Linked DNA regions of Homo sapiens: region 2 is linked to region 1. A link is a loop called in an ENCODE intact Hi-C map of the cell type or tissue named here. Cell type or tissue: Calu3. All regions are shown on one strand.

Region 1 (8,000 bases):
GGAAGGTAATTTACTGAAGAGAAAAAAATCTGACGTTGTTAATAATATTGAACATTTAGTTGAAATGCTAGTAAATGAGGTAAACATTATGATGTCAGTTTATACATGTTCTTTGTTAACTAAAAACAATATAGAAGACTGTCTTAATCCATTTTGTGTTGCTATAACAGAATTCGTTAGGCTGGGATAATTTATAAACAAAAGAGTTTTATTTTGCTCACAGTTTTGCAGGCTGAGACATTCAAGAGCATATTGCTGCCTCTGGCTAGCTTCTGGTGGGGGCCATGTGCTAGGTCAAACATGACAGAAAAGTGTAACAGCCACTGGTTATGCATAAAGAAATCACACGGTAAGAAAGGAAGCAAGAGAGAAAAACCAAGGAGCCAGAATCTTTTTAACAACCCACTTGCCCCTCTGGTATGGCAATCTACTCATGACCCAAACACCTGCTACTAGGCACTACCTTCCAAAACTGCACCACTGAAAATCAAATTTTAACATGAGTTTTGGTGGGGACAAACCACATCCAAAGCACAGCAAGGAGAAATGTACTTTCAATTGGCTGTGAAGCACACATAATTTATAATTATGTCCTAACAAGCTGCATTATTCTGCCATCCAGAACAGAACATATAGTTTTCAACATATAAAAAAATTGCAAAAAATGAAATTAAACTACATTTTATAAAAGTAATATTTAATATTAAGAGATTTAAATTTAGGATCATGTGCTTTCTCTTTTATGTTCCTCTAAATGTTTGAAACTTTATAAAGCAAATGTTCAAAATAATTTAAGGGTTCTGTGATGACTGGAAACCATTTTACAAAGTTCTCCAAGTTTATGTTATGATTTTCTTAAAATAAGTTGGAATTCTTTAAGGACTATATATCCTACAAGCTGTTTACTAACACATTTCAGTTTCTGAAGCTTTCAGGAAATTGCAATTAAAATATAAAAGTGCTCACATTATTTTTTAAATTGAACTTTGAAATATATTTACTTGTGGGGAGAAACTTTTTGTGGAGCTAATATTTTTACTTGGATGAATTTATCTTTTGAACAAAAATAGAAGAAAACTGAGAGTCCCTACAATATTTTAGCATCCAAATTAGGAAAAACATTCAAAAATATCATAAATGTAGATAACTTATTTGATGATTTAATTCTTGAAAATATTATTTGAAGATTGATACTCTAAGAGTAAAAAGAAGTTATGCATGCCAAACAATTGGCTGGAATGTGTACACAGTTCAGTAAAAGTTCATTTGGGAGATATCCTTGGATTACTAAAATATTTTATAGGCTTATCCAGTACTCAGCACTTATGGAAAGAATATTTCCTCTTTAAAAAATACATATAGTCCCCTACTTATGAACATTTGACTTACAACTTTTTGACTCTGATGGTGTGAAAGCGGTAAGTATTCAGTATGCTCCTCCATTTACAAACAATGAGATTATGTCCAAATCCATTGTAAACTGAAAATGTCATAAATCAAAATGACAATATTTTCAATTAACAATGGATTTATTGGGATGTAACCCCACTGTAAGTCAAGGAGTACCTGCACTATAACAGAGTCAATTTCAGTCATCAACATTTTAGGTTTTAAGATGCAAATAAAATTGAAGACAGTTCTACATAAAATGAAAAATAAAACTAACACTACCCCCAAAAGTAAATTATTAAGAGAATAAAACTGACATATAATTAAAAGATAGGAAAAATTTATTCTTATATTTTAATATTTATATTTTTACATTGATAATCAATATTCCAAAATTATCTTTTCTTGACAGAAAGGTAATGCTAAATTTGTTATATACCAAGTTTCTGTATAGGTATAAACTGCTGTACTTCATAATTTATTGTTCATTTTTAATACTTTTCACCACAATCTAATAGTCATATCTTCTTCGGATCCTCTTGGCTAAGATAGTTTCTCGGACTTTTTCATTACACATATCAAAGTTATGTGCTGTCATTATGATGTATCACTGTTGATTTGAGCTTTGATCATCTATCAGAGGTGGTGTTTGTCAGTTTTCTCCACTAAAAAGATGCTTTCTTTTCTCTCTTTCCATAGTGTACGCTTTGGAAGACCGTTGCTATAAAAAAGTTCACATCTAAGGAGTAGAGACTTTGTGTTCCACTTTCTGTGTCTGTAATACCTACGTAAATTATTTGTAAAATTCTTCTACAAGGGAAATTTGACAATTCTCCATTTATTAGTTCTTAGTTTATATATACAGACAAACAGATCTTATTTGAATTAAATATTTTATTATAAAAATCAATAAATATATAGGATATAGGAGAATTGGGTTCTCTCCCAAAGGAAAAAATGATTTGCTGATAAAGTGACAAAGAAGGATCCTAGATGTGGTGGCTCATACCTATCATCCCAGCAGTTTAGGAGGCCAAGGCAGGAGGATTTCTTGAGGCCAGAAGTTTGAGGCTGGGATGAGCTATGACTGCAGCAATACATGCCAGCTTGAGTGACAGAGCAAGACCCTGCCTAACGTATGAAACAAAAGAGACCCATTTATAAATATAAGCACTAAAATTTAAAAGAATAAACAAATGGCCTTTTATTGCTGACAGCTTAACTACCTCGATTCTAGCAGCTACATCATAATGTGTTCCTTTTGAATATAAAAATTATCTTCTCACTCAAATTTTTCCACCTCTGGGAGCTTTTTCAGTTGGCTCCTCTGAATCTTTGACATACTCCAGGATTAGTTATTGTTGTTGTGATTTTTTAGTAGTTCTTTTATTTTGTGGTATTATAAGATGTCTCAGGCTGACATCATATATACTTGGCCCCAGACCTAGAATCAGCCATTTATCCAAAGATTCCTAATTTCTCATACTTGAGTGTCATATTAAAAATCAAGATCAGGGCACTGGATAGACCTGTTACTATTGGGAAATCCTTGCTTCTAAGCCATTTCAATTGACAGAGCAAAGAAACATATGCATGCATACTAATTAATATATTAATCTATCTATATATCTATCTATTTATCTTTCTATCCATCCATCTACATCTGCTTAGGTTTTAAGCTAAGCATGTGTTTATTCAAATGTCTTCAATTCTAATCTGTTGTCACACAGATCATTGTAAGTTTCCCCCATGCTGGTTTTTACCCTTTTACTCTAATGGTGAGAAACTTGGCTCCCACTATCTGCCAACTATTTCCATAATTCTTCAATTTCAGTACTCTGATGGGTCTAGGAACATGATTTTCAGTTTGTTTGGCTTTTTTATTATAAAAAGAGGGAGACAACTTGCAAGATCTCAGATGTGACAGCTGAAATCAGAAGCATTGTGAACATAATTATACATATTTTCCAGGTCAATATGTGCACATGAAGACCTCCAAATGTAGAAAATCCAGTTTATTAAGATCCCCAGCATCTGCATTCTGAATTCCTTTGTTCTGTTTTGCTGAGGTCATATTTTCCAGAGGCTTATTCCCCTGCTCAATACCCATTATCAAACCACAGAAGGGGTGCTCAGTCAGAAATATTCCAGAAAGACACACAACTACTCTGACAGGCAGCTATAGCTTCCAAGAATGGTTTCACAAGAAATTTGTGGTAAGATGGTGGAGTAGAAGGCACCAGGAATCTGTTACCCAGAGAACAATTGCAGTGGCAGAATCTGTATAACATAAGTATTTTAGAACTCGGAAGGCTTTCAACGCTCAGAGGAAGTCTTGCATGTAAATTACAGTTAATTTTGGTCAATTTCAGGTGTTAGCACAGTAGAAACTATTCTTCCCCAACTTCCAGCCTCATGGCAGGCAGATGTGCATGTGTTCCTAAAGCAGTTGCAAGCAAGCTGCAGGAGCCAGAGTGGGCATAAAAAATCCTGTTATCCAAATATTAGAGAGCTGTGTTCTTATTGCTGATTGTCAGTTCTAAACACAGAAGTGCAGACGAAGAGACTTTGGCTATTATCTTTGTACCTCCCTCACTGTTGCAAGCCCCTCCTCCTTGGGCTGAATTGACTTCCAAGAAATTTAAAGAACGGGTGACCTTTCTTCCCTCTTCACATCCCCTTCATCTTTTTCTTTTTCCACTTTGGGGTGCAGGATATTAATGATTAGGACATTCAAAAGAAAGTAAATATATGGGGAAAATTAGAAAGTGACTAAAATGTATGGTCAGGTAAAGGTACAAGCATAGAAAAGACCTGAAAAAAAAACTTAAGTTTAGAATGTAGGCTGATTCTTGGCACAGAGATTACCTACAAAAATCTTTAAAGACCGAAAAGAATAAAAACAATTTAAAAAAGCAAACCATGGGAAAGAAGAAGAACGTGATTTTGTTTTAGCACATTATTATATATAAATGTCCAGTTTTCAACAACAACAAAAAATCAACAAGGCATACAAAGAAATGGGAAAGTATGGGCAATTCAAAGGGTAAAAATATCAACAGAAACTCTTCTTGAAAAAGACCTGATAGCAGTTCCACTGGACAGAAAAACAACTAAAAGATATTCAAAAAGGCTGGGCGCAGTGGCTCACGCCTGTAATCCTAACACTTTGAACACCTTGGGAGGCCAAGGTGGGCAGATCACCTGAGGCTAGGAGTTTGAGATCAGCTTGGCCAACATTATGAAACCCTGTCTCTACTAAAAATACAAAAATTAACCAGGCGTTGTGGCTCATGCCTGTAATCTCAGCTGCTTGGGAGGCTGAGGAAGGAGAATTACTTGAACGTGGAAGGCAGAGGTTGCAGTGAGCTGAGATCATGCCACTACACTCCAGCCTGGGCAACAGAATGACACTCCATCTGAAAATAAATAATAATAATAATAAAAAATAATGATACTCAAAGGACTAAAGGGATATGGAAAAAATCAAGGAAATAATGTGTGAACAAATCAATGAAATGAAGTGAAAATCACAATAACTGAAATGAAAAAAAAAACACCACTAAGATTGAAAGGAAGTTTTGAAGAAGCAGAAGAAAGAATCAGACAGCTTGAAAATAGGACAACAGAAGCCATCAAGTTTGAGGGACAGAAATATAAAAATAATTGAAGTAAACAGAGCATAAAAGGACTTGTGAGATGGCATCAAGTTCACGAAAATAGGCATTATGGAAATCTAAGAAGAAGAAAAGGCAGAGAAAGAGATAGGGAATATTTTTAAAAATAATTACTGATATTTTCACAAATGATAAAAGTCATAAATACAGACATCCAAGAAGCTCATCAAACTCAAAGTAAGATGAATTCAAAGAGAACCATGTGGAGATACATTGTAATCAAACTTTCAAAAGTCAAAGACAAAGAACAAACAGTGAGAGACAAGAAGCTCTTCACACACAAGGGATATTCAATAAGATTATCAGCAGATTTCTCATCAGAAATGTTGGAAGCCTGAATGCCGTGGGGCAATATAGTCAAAGTGCTAAAAGAAAAAAATAAAGACCAATGAACCAAGAATTCTATATTTAAAAAACCTGTCTTTTATAAGTGAGGAAAAAATTAAGACATTCCCAGATAAACAAAAGCCGAGATAGTTTGCTACTGGTAGACCTTCTCTGCAAGGAATTCTCAAGAGACTCCTGCAGAGTGAAATGAAAGAACACTAGACAATAACAAAAAGCTGCATGAAAAAAAATTCAGATAAAGATAAATGTGTGGGCAATTATAAAAGTCAGTGCTATAGTAACAATGCTTTTTTAAAAGAATTCTACTCTGTTTTTACATGACTAAGGAGATTAATATTTTTGAGAAAACTATTATTATTTCAAAAGCTAGTATTATTATAACTTTGGTTTGCAATTCCACACTTCATTTTCTTCTTTCTTGTAGTTTAAGAAAATAATGTGTTTAAAGTATTCATGATAAAAGCATTCAAAAAACTAGGAATATAAGCAAATCAACTTGGCTGGGCAGGGTGGCTCATGCCTGTAATCCCTGTACTTTGGGAGACCTAGGCAGTCATATTACCTGAGGTCAGGAGTTCGAGACCAGCCTCGCCAACATGGTGAAACACTGTCTCTACTAAAATACAAAAATTAGCCAGGTATGGTGGCACAGCTACTCGGGAGGCTGAGACAGGAGAATCACTTGAACCTGGAGGCAGAGGTTGCAGTGAGCCGAGATTATGCCACTGCACTCCAGCCTGGGCAACAGGGTGAGAATCCATCTCAAAAAAATAAAATAAAATTATTTCAGCATAATAAATACCGTATAGGTAAAACCTACATTATACTCAAAAGTAGAACACTAAAAACCTTTAAGATCAGGAACAAGGTAAGTATGCTCACTTTCACCACTTCTGTTCAACACAGTACATGAAGTGCTAGCTAGAACAATTAGCCAGAAAAAAGTGATAAAAGATAATCAAATTGAAAACAAAGAAGTAAAATTATTTTTGTTTGTTCACAGATGATATAATCTTATATATAGAAAACACTAAAGATTTTACACACATAAATGCACAGTGCCCTTTAAACTAACAAATGAATTCAGCAAAGTATCAGGATCCAAAATCAACACTCCCAAATCAGTTGCATTTCTATACATTAACAATGAACAGTTTTAAAAGAAAATTATGAAAATAATTGCATTTATAATAGCTTTGAAAAAATAAAATACTTAGCAATCAACTTAAGCAAGTAGGTAAAATACTTTTACAAAGAAAACTACAAAACATTACTGAGGAATTAAAGAAAAGAAAGCATAATGAAAACACATCCTATGTATGTGGATTGGAAATCAATATTATTAAAATGCCAGTACACTACAAAGCAATATATAGATTCAGTGCAATCCCTATCAAAATCCCAGTGAATTTTTTTGCAGAAATAGTAAAACCCATCTGATATGTGATTATATATACAGTAGGCCCTCCACATCAATCAAAAATACTCCAAAAAAAATCCACAAAGTTTCAAAAAGCAAAACTTGAATTTGTTGTGCACTAAACATTACATTGAATTCATGCAAGTGAAGTGATGTGTAGGCATTGTATTAAATATTATAAGTGATCTAGAGATGGTTTCAAGTATATGGAGGATGTGGATAGGTTATAATCAAATATGTCATTTTATGTAAGGGACTTGAGAATCTTGAGAATCTGTGGATTTTTGTTTCTGTGGGGGTGCTGGAATCAGTTCCCCTTGGAGACTCAGGAGTGGCTGCATGTAATGAGGTATTAATATCCCAAATGTATATAGAAAATCTAAACTCAATAATTAAAAAACAAAAAAATCTAATTCAAAAACGATCAAATAATCTTAATAGACATTTTCAAAAGAAGATATACCCCTAGCCAATAAGTAACAAAAAAGATGCTCAGTCTCACTAATGATTAGTGGAGTGCAAATCAAAACTGCAATGATATACAAGCTTATACCCCTTAAGTAGGCTACTGTCAAATTTTAAAAAAAAAACAAAAAACAAAAACCAGAAAATAACAGATGTTGGCAAGGATATAAAGTAACTGGAATCCTTGTACACTGTTTATGGGAATGTGAAATGGTACAGACAATGTGGAAACAGTATGACAGTTCCTCAAAAAGTTAAACATAGTGTTCTTATATGATCCAGCAATTCCACTTCTGTACATATATTCAAAATTGAATGTAACATCTAAAAGAAATGTTTATACAGCCATATTCATAGCAGCATTGTATACAATAGTCAAAATATGGAAGCAACCCAAGTGTCTATCATCAGATGAATGGAGCAGCAAAAGTGATATACACATACGATGGAATATTATTCACCTTTAAAAAGGAAATTCTGCAACATGCTGCAACATGCATGAAACTAATAACTGTACATTTTAAAATTACTTAAAGAATGGAATTTGATGGTTTGTAACTCAAAGGATTAATGCGTGAGGGGATGGATACTCCACTCTCTATGATGTTATTATTTCACATTGCATGCCTGTATCAAAACATGTCATGTACACCCCTACCTACAGTGTAAGCACAAACATTACAAAATAAAAGTAAAAATTG
Region 2 (8,000 bases), 350 kb after region 1:
AAGAAAATAACTTGTTAAACTATGTTGTATAATTAAAATCTCTGCATTGGATTATCATGAAAATGTTTAAAGAGTTATAGAATTAGATGAATTAAACCATTCACATTTGCATGTAAATCTACAATGCTGCTTTTTAGAAGTAGTTACTAATTTTCCATTCTAATGATATCTAACTTGGTGATAATTCTATACTTAGCCAACTTTCACTCAGTTTTTGTTAATCACCTTTCCATGTGTTTGAATACTGTATTTGATGAGAACAGGAAAGAAGCAAGCAGTATTAAACAGAAAGAATGAAAAGTTGATGACTGAATAGAAGCTTGTTTGAATGCTACAAATAATTGAAAACATATTCAAGAAGATGAAATTTGTTAAACAATAGTACTGGATTCTTCCATTGAACATATTTGATTATATAACAATAAATGTTTTTCTAACTGGAATTTTGTTTTTATACTTTTTTATATTTGATTTTCTGTTTGACACTGTGGAAAACATGATTATTTGTTTGAATGTATCTTGTTTTTCTCTGTTTCATGAATGGATATAGCTCTGTGAGATCCTTAGAAAGGGGAGAATATCAATGTAATAAGTATTTTGCATCTACATCATAGATACAAACAATTTTTATATAATACATACATTAAAATTGCATTATTCTGAATTATAAAAGAGTAGGTCGACATGGAGGTTATGATATTAAAGTGTTATAGAAATAAGAATATTGGAGAATAATTAGATGCTTAGGCAGCACAGTTAAAAGTAGAATTTTGTGGGATTTTTTTTCTTATTTTAGGATACATACCAACTTGTCAATTGCTAATGTAATTATAAGATTCATACATTTTACCTTTCAAAATCTAAAAATGATTGTCAAGGTGAATTTTCTTCATCACATGAGATAATTTACAAAAATTAAGTAAATTCCAGGTTTATCATTTTGGAAGATGTCACTGATTAAATAGTTCAATGTTCTCATTTTTAAACAGGAACCATCTAAAACCTAAAGAACTCAGTTCAATTTTCTGATAGCATGACTGGGTTTCGTTTCACATGTCCTGCCATCTAGTTCACAGCTCTTTGATCAATATTACATTCTGTCTTTATTTGGCCATAAGTTTTTCAGTCATGTGGTTCGGTATACCTTATAATGCTCATTGCTATAATCAGCAGTGACAGTAATGTTTTGATGGAAGGTTTTCCATATCTTCCTAACAAGAATTCCACAACTTCTAGAAATAAATGTGTACTCATTTTGTAAAGTCCAGAACAACAGTTGTTTACAATTTAAGCTAAATAATTTCATTAAATTTAAGATACAATTAAAGTAACAATACAAAATAGATTTAGTGAATGAAAAACACTGCTGCTATAGCAAAAATGATCATTATATAATTCAAAATTTCAAGAGCACCATGTTAGATAAACATAAAAAGGTGTTCTGTGATTGATATAAATTTAGTAGTTTTAAATATGCATATGGTTACATATTTACCTGTACCCTTCCAGAAACCATAAATTAAGCCAATATTTTTAGAAAATTACTGTATAGTCAAAATCACTGATTTATTTGTTCTGATCTAATAAATATTTACATTTTTAATTTTATTATAATTTTAATTTCATTTAATTTTTTTTAGACAGGATCCTGTTCTGTCACCCAGATAGCTCTACACTTGTGTAGAGATATCTAGGAAACAGATATTTTGTTCATCTCAGGGCCACATTAAAATCAGTTTTCAAGTAGAACTATTAATAAGATATATTTTGGGGTAAGATACTTTGATTTCATACAGGGCCTGCTATCTGTCACGTGATGCTATACTAGAGTCAGGTTGGAATGTGATATCTTATTGCTACAAAAAGTCCATTTTGTCATTCTTAAGATCCCTGTTTTAATATTAATGCTGGAAATTTGTGCCTGAATTCCAAAGGGAGGAAAGTATAATAAAGCATGTCCAATCCTCCTTTCTATCATGGCCTGAACTAGGTTTCTCCTGTTAATCTGTCTTATGTCAATTTAACCGAACTGGAGACCCTGAGAGAGTAGAGGTCAAGATTTGCCTCTCCTACACTTGCATGCTAAATATGTTTTATTTTTTCTATTTATAATAAATGACATGCTATCTTTTAAGTATTATTGTTTAGTGGTTTAATAGTAAATGTGTAAATAATAGAGCGACTATAGGCAATTTTATTATTGTTTCAGAACATTTACTCTCCCTCCCAGTAAGAGGATTATATAACCCCACCAGTTGCCACATGACATTTAGGGCCCCCTCTGAAGTTACAAGTCCTCGCCCCCACTGCTTCAGTCCATAGCATTGTAGAGAATGTGACACACACCACAACTTTAGAGAATCTTAATAACCTTAATAACCACTGTGCATTTCCACCCGTTCCTTTGCTGTTATTTCTTGCCATGAAAGCAAGCATGGATTCTATACTAAGACGTGAGGAATAGAATCACAACATATTCACAGCAACCAATTGCTAACATGAGAAATAAATTATTGTCTTGTAGGCTAATGAGATTCGGAGGATTTGTTAATGCAGCCTTATCCAGTAGAAGCTGGCAACTACAGCTACATATAGATTTCTCTGTTATAACATATTTGGTATAAACACAAAAACAACTTAAGTGCAATTTTGTGCATCTCTAGAATCCAAAAGAACAACCTGTTTAGTAAGTAATGTAATGGCCCAATGGGTTCACCTTGCCCCTCCCTAGACAAAGCCAATTTATCAAGGCAAGGGAATTGCAACAGAGAAAGAGTAATTCATGCAAAAGCCAGCTGTGTGGGAGATTGGAGTTATATTATTACTCAAATCAGTCTCTCTAAAAACTCAGGGATTGGAGTTTTTAAGGTTAATTTGGCAGGTAGGGTCAAGGGAAGTGGGGATTGTTTGGTCAGGTTGGAGATGGAATCACAGGGGGTGGAAGTGTGTTCTTCTTGCTGTCTTCTGTTCATGGGTAAGATTGCAAAACTGGTTGAGCCAGATTACCGGTCTGGGCAGTGTTAACTGGTGTGTTGGAACACAGGGTTTGCAAAATGTCTCAAGCACTACACCTAAATTTTATAACAGTGATGTTATTCCCAAGAACAATTGGGAGGCTCACACTCTTGCAGCCCGAGGCTACATGGCACCTAAACTGTAATTTCTAATCTTGTAGCTAATTTGTTAGTACTACAAAGACAGACTGGTCTCCAGGCAAGAAGGTTTGTTTTGTTTTGTTTTGTTTTGTTTTCTGGGAAAGGGCTATTACCAATTTTGTTTAAAAGTTAAACTGTAAACTAAATTCCTTCCCAAGGTTAGTTTGGCCTATGCCAGGAATAAACAAGTAGAGCTTATAGGTTAGAAGCAAGATGGGGTCTGTTAGGTCTGATCTTTTTTACTGTCATAATTTTCTCAGTTATAATTTTTGCAAAGGTGTTTTCACTAATAGGAATGTGCAAAAGGCTAGAAAAAGTAGTCTGAGTCATAAATTTTAAAGGAAAGAGCATCTTTTATATTTTAAAATCTTATGATTATGTTAACATAAATACTATGATTTCAAAAGTATAACATCATTCTTGATATTGAGACATTATATTTCAAAATGCCTCAGATGCTAAAAACAAAATAACAAATTCAAAGGAAGAGTCATAGAAAGTAGTATCCTTCATGGTGTCTAGCAATGCTTGGAGCAAATGCAGCAACACCCAGTACTGGTTAAGAATGGGGCTTTTTGAGGCATTTTGTGGGCCAAGGGTTAGCAAGGAAAGGTACAGTGCCCTAATCTCTTATATTCTCTCAAGGGCCATAGAGACCAAGAGTGTGGTTTATTTTTGAGGAAAGGGGCATTACCTTACAAAAAAAAAAAAAAAAACAGAGTAGCAAATATGCAAGCATTAAAAAGAATAATTTTCTATCGGAAAAGTGCAGGTTTATTGGTGAGCATGGATTTAGGTTCCTGCTATTTGCTTATAGGAATTGCCTCAGAAAACCAGATGTCTCATGAGGATCTTGGGCCCCATAATTTGTGGAACTTGGGTGCCACATCTTCTTCTGGGAGAAATAGCCTTGGTTCCCAAATGGGTCATTGTCCAGGCAACTTAGAATGGTTTCCCAAGGTCACCATTAGACACATCTCCACAAAAATCAAGATGAGGGAGTGGGAGTTAGGGAAAATGTGGGGAGGTAGGAAATTTTCAGGATTTTAACCTTACGCAGAGTCAAATCATTTTAGTAATAATTTTGTTTTTATGATTATATTTTGTAATAATAATACATGCAATCAAAACTAACATTTATTAAGAATTTGCTGTGCTCAGTGTTAAGCACATTGCAGGGTTTAGCTCATTTAATCATTCATTATTAGATTACATGGATATAAGTGGTTTTAGCATCTTTATGATGCAAATGGTAAATCTGAAACTTATAAAGCTTAAACACATTTTGCAGGATCATGTTACTGGCATAGCTAGAACTCAAAGTCATGCCTGTTAGAGTTCCAAAGTGAGGTATAAAAATTACCCTGTAATGTCATTTACCTTTAAAATGAGTGGGACAAATATTTGGCAATTATTACTGACTCACAAAGTAAAAAATATTGCTAAATTTCTGAAAGAATATGAACGCTACTCAATGGTGCAAGACATTATTGAATATCATAGCAATTTCTGAACACATTTATTTTTCTGATTTTAATTTCAGAAAAAAATAAAACCCCCAACTTCTAAAATTAGACAATCGTAATAAAATATATATCAATTCTCTAGGTATTGGTTTTGATTCATAAAATACTTCTGTAAGTTCTTCATAAAACATTTTCTAGGACAGAAAATATGTTCGTGGACTTTTGTTGTTGTAGTTGTTGAGATGGAGCTTTGCTCTTGTTGCCCAGGCTGGAGTGCAATGGCGTGATCTCAGCTCACTGCAACCTCCACCTCCTGCCTCAGCCTCTCAATTCTCGTGCCTCAGCCTCTCAAGCAGCCGGGATTACAGGCATGCACCACCATGCCCAGCTGATTTTTGTATTATTAGTAGAGATGGGGTTTCTCAATGTTGGTCAGGTTGGTCTCGAACTCCCAACCTCAGGTGATCCGCCCGCCTCAGCCTCAGAAAGTGCTAGGATTACAGATGTGAGCCACAGTGCCCTGCCATGTTCATGGACTTTTAGGCCATTGATAGGTTTAAAGTAACCTGAATGGCATTTTGGAGAAACACTGAGAATTAACATGTGCAACAAATTTATCTTAGCGCCAAAAGAGAAAAATAATAAATGAAAAGAGTATGCTGGCAGACATGTCTCTAAAATCATTTTAAAAATCTGTTTTCTAAACCCATTTCTAGTATTGCATAATCAATATTTACTTGATGCTCAAATTGGCTTCAGGCTTTTCACCCAAAACCATTTCCATAGTTTTTCAGGAATTATAATTTATTTTTAGAGTCAATAGATTGAATATTTGTTAAATTTGAAAACCAAACTTCATAAATGGACTTATTGCTGCCTCCTACATTGTTTTTAATTGAAAAAAATGTATGGGAATTGAAAGTAATAGTTTATCCCAGCTGTTTGGAAAAGGTTTTATTTTTGGGTAGGAAGACTATCATTAATAATATTACTTCTAGGAAACATGCACACACACACACTATAATTTTCACAGTTATGAGGAAGGAATTAGGCATCTGTGAATTGCTTGGCTGTCAGAGACTTCCAATAGAATCCTCTTCATTTGATTAGTGAAAACAAATTTAGTGAAAATCATGTGAGTGTTGCAAGCAGACAGACCTTTTATTTCAGAACCTTACTTTATTAACTGTGGAGAATTTGGCCAGGTAACACCTTAAGTTTCTTATGATATAGGCAATGATTCCTTTATGTTGAAAGAGCATAATAATAGTTTCTTCAGAGTAATTGTGAATGTTAGAGTAAAATATTTAAAACACAATTTCTAGCATGTAGTAAACTCTTCAGAAAACTGTACCTCTCTTATATATTACATTAGAGCATTTCAAATGTTATTTACCTTGCTCTTCTATTTCTGTCTACTTTGATTTTTAATGCTGTTTCACCACAAAACATTTTTATGTACCTGATATGGTTTGGATCTGTCCTCAGCCAAATCTCATCTACAATTGTAATTCTCAGTTTTAGAAGTGGGGCCTGGTGGCAGGTGATTGGATCATGGGGATGGTTTCTCATGGTCTAACACCATCTTCCTTGGTGCTGTCTTTACGATAATAAGTTCTCCTGAGATTCACTTGTTTAAAAATGTGTGGCACTTCCCCACCCACCTCACTCTGCCTCCTGCTCTGGCCATGTGAAGTGCTGGCTCCCTTTTCGCATTCCCCAGTGACTGTAAGTTTCCTGAGGCTTCCCCAGAAGCAGAAGCTCCTACACTTCCTGTACAGCCTGCAAATCCATGAGCCAATTAAACCTCTTTTCTTTATAAATTACTCAGTCTCAAGTATTTCTTTATAGCAATGCAAGAATGGTCTAATATCATATTTAAAAAATAGTTCTCATAGAAAAGAAATAATACCTACCCTTTATGGAGTACTCACTTTGTACTAGTCAGCGTGATATGCATTTACATTTATTCCTTCATTTACTCCTTATAGCAATGGAATAATATAGATGCTGTTGTGCCCATTTTATAGATGAGAAATGTGGCTCACCATATTGACTTTTATAAGATCAAACTATTATTCAGTGGGCAAGCCATAATTCAAATTCCATTTTTCCTGAGTCCAGTTTTTTTCACAAAGATATCTCACTTCTGATCAAATTATGAATCATAAAGAGTTCTGAATATACGTTATTGTCATAAGGAAATTCTATTACAATATGGAACCCAGCAACAGTGCTATAAACAAACAACATTCAATGCAAACAATGGCAAAGATAAAAAAGGGGAAAGAGTTAAAATATAATTGCTGTCTTTACAACCTTTTGCATTTATTTAGAATCGCATTGTGTTGAAGTGTTTTATAATATTTGTAATGAAACACACCATAAATATCAATGATATCTGAAATTCTGAAGGGAAGAAGGAGTGTCTTGTTAAGACCTTGTATTATGGCTTCAGTAGGTGCAAAGATATGTATGAAATTGATTTATATTTTTTTTTATCTATAAGGCAAGATATTCCCAGATTACCCCAAAGAGCAATCTTGGAGAAAGAATTACTGCTACTATTGGCCAGGTCAGAGAGGAAGACCATTGCCAATGGGTTAAGCATCTAAAAAATGTCCAGTCGAGGGCAGAGAATCCAGTCAACATGACACGTCACAGCTGGATTCTTTATTAGACACATTCTGGTTAAGGGATGAAAGGCAGCCACATTCCACTGAGCTCCATCACATGTAATGGTAGCAATAATGTATCAAAAGGATATCGGCTTTCATTGCTACTCACTCAGGGGAGCTCCAGGAGTTCCTCAGGTTGTCAAGTGGTCTAGGAAGCAGTTTACGTCCTCCAGCACTATAGCATTACTGTAGTTTGGATGTTTTACCTTTCCAAACCTCACATTGAAATTTGATCCACAAAGTTGGAGGTTGGGCCTAATGGGATGTGATTGGGTCATGGAGGTGATTTCCTTATAAATGGCTTGGTGTTGTCCTCACAGTAATAAGTGAGTTAGTTCTCACTCTATTAGTTCCCATGAGAGCTGATTGGTGAAAATAACATGGCACATCCCTTCTCTCTCTCTTGCTTCCACTCTCACATTTCTCTCTCTGATTTCTGTGCATGCCAGCTCCACTTTGCCTTTTGCCATGAGTGGAAGCAGCCTGAAGACCTCACCAGAGGCAGATGCAGGTGCCATGCTTCCTGTGAAGCCCAGAACTATGAACCAAATAAACCTCTTTTCTTTAAATTATTCAGCCTCAGGTATTCCTTTATAGCAACACAAAAGGACTAAGACAGGTATCAAGCAAAGGACTGAGGTCAAGAGAAACTATACCTTTCTGGAAGTGAGACATACCAAAGGGCCCAAGTTTGGCTTTAT

Evidence for each region. Hi-C counts contacts between places; a loop is a spot of excess contacts. Peaks named below come from ENCODE experiments on the same cell type or tissue, not always from the same donor. Only the 100,000 strongest peaks of a DNase experiment are listed, where the experiment ranks them.
Region 2: a loop joins it to region 1, with 2.5 times the contacts of the local background. A loop is called at or near these places in 2 of 110 quality-filtered maps.

What each region holds. Positions count from the first base shown.
Region 1 is chr3:145,384,235-145,392,234 of GRCh38, forward strand. No RefSeq gene overlaps it. Among named protein-coding and RNA genes, the nearest start is that of LNCSRLR, 680 kb to the right of the region's middle. In Calu3, no CTCF peak of the experiment used is centred here; no DNase peak of the experiment used is centred here.
Region 2 is chr3:145,732,810-145,740,809 of GRCh38, forward strand. No RefSeq gene overlaps it. Among named protein-coding and RNA genes, the nearest start is that of LNCSRLR, 330 kb to the right of the region's middle. In Calu3, no CTCF peak of the experiment used is centred here; a DNase peak (open chromatin) is centred at 3,012.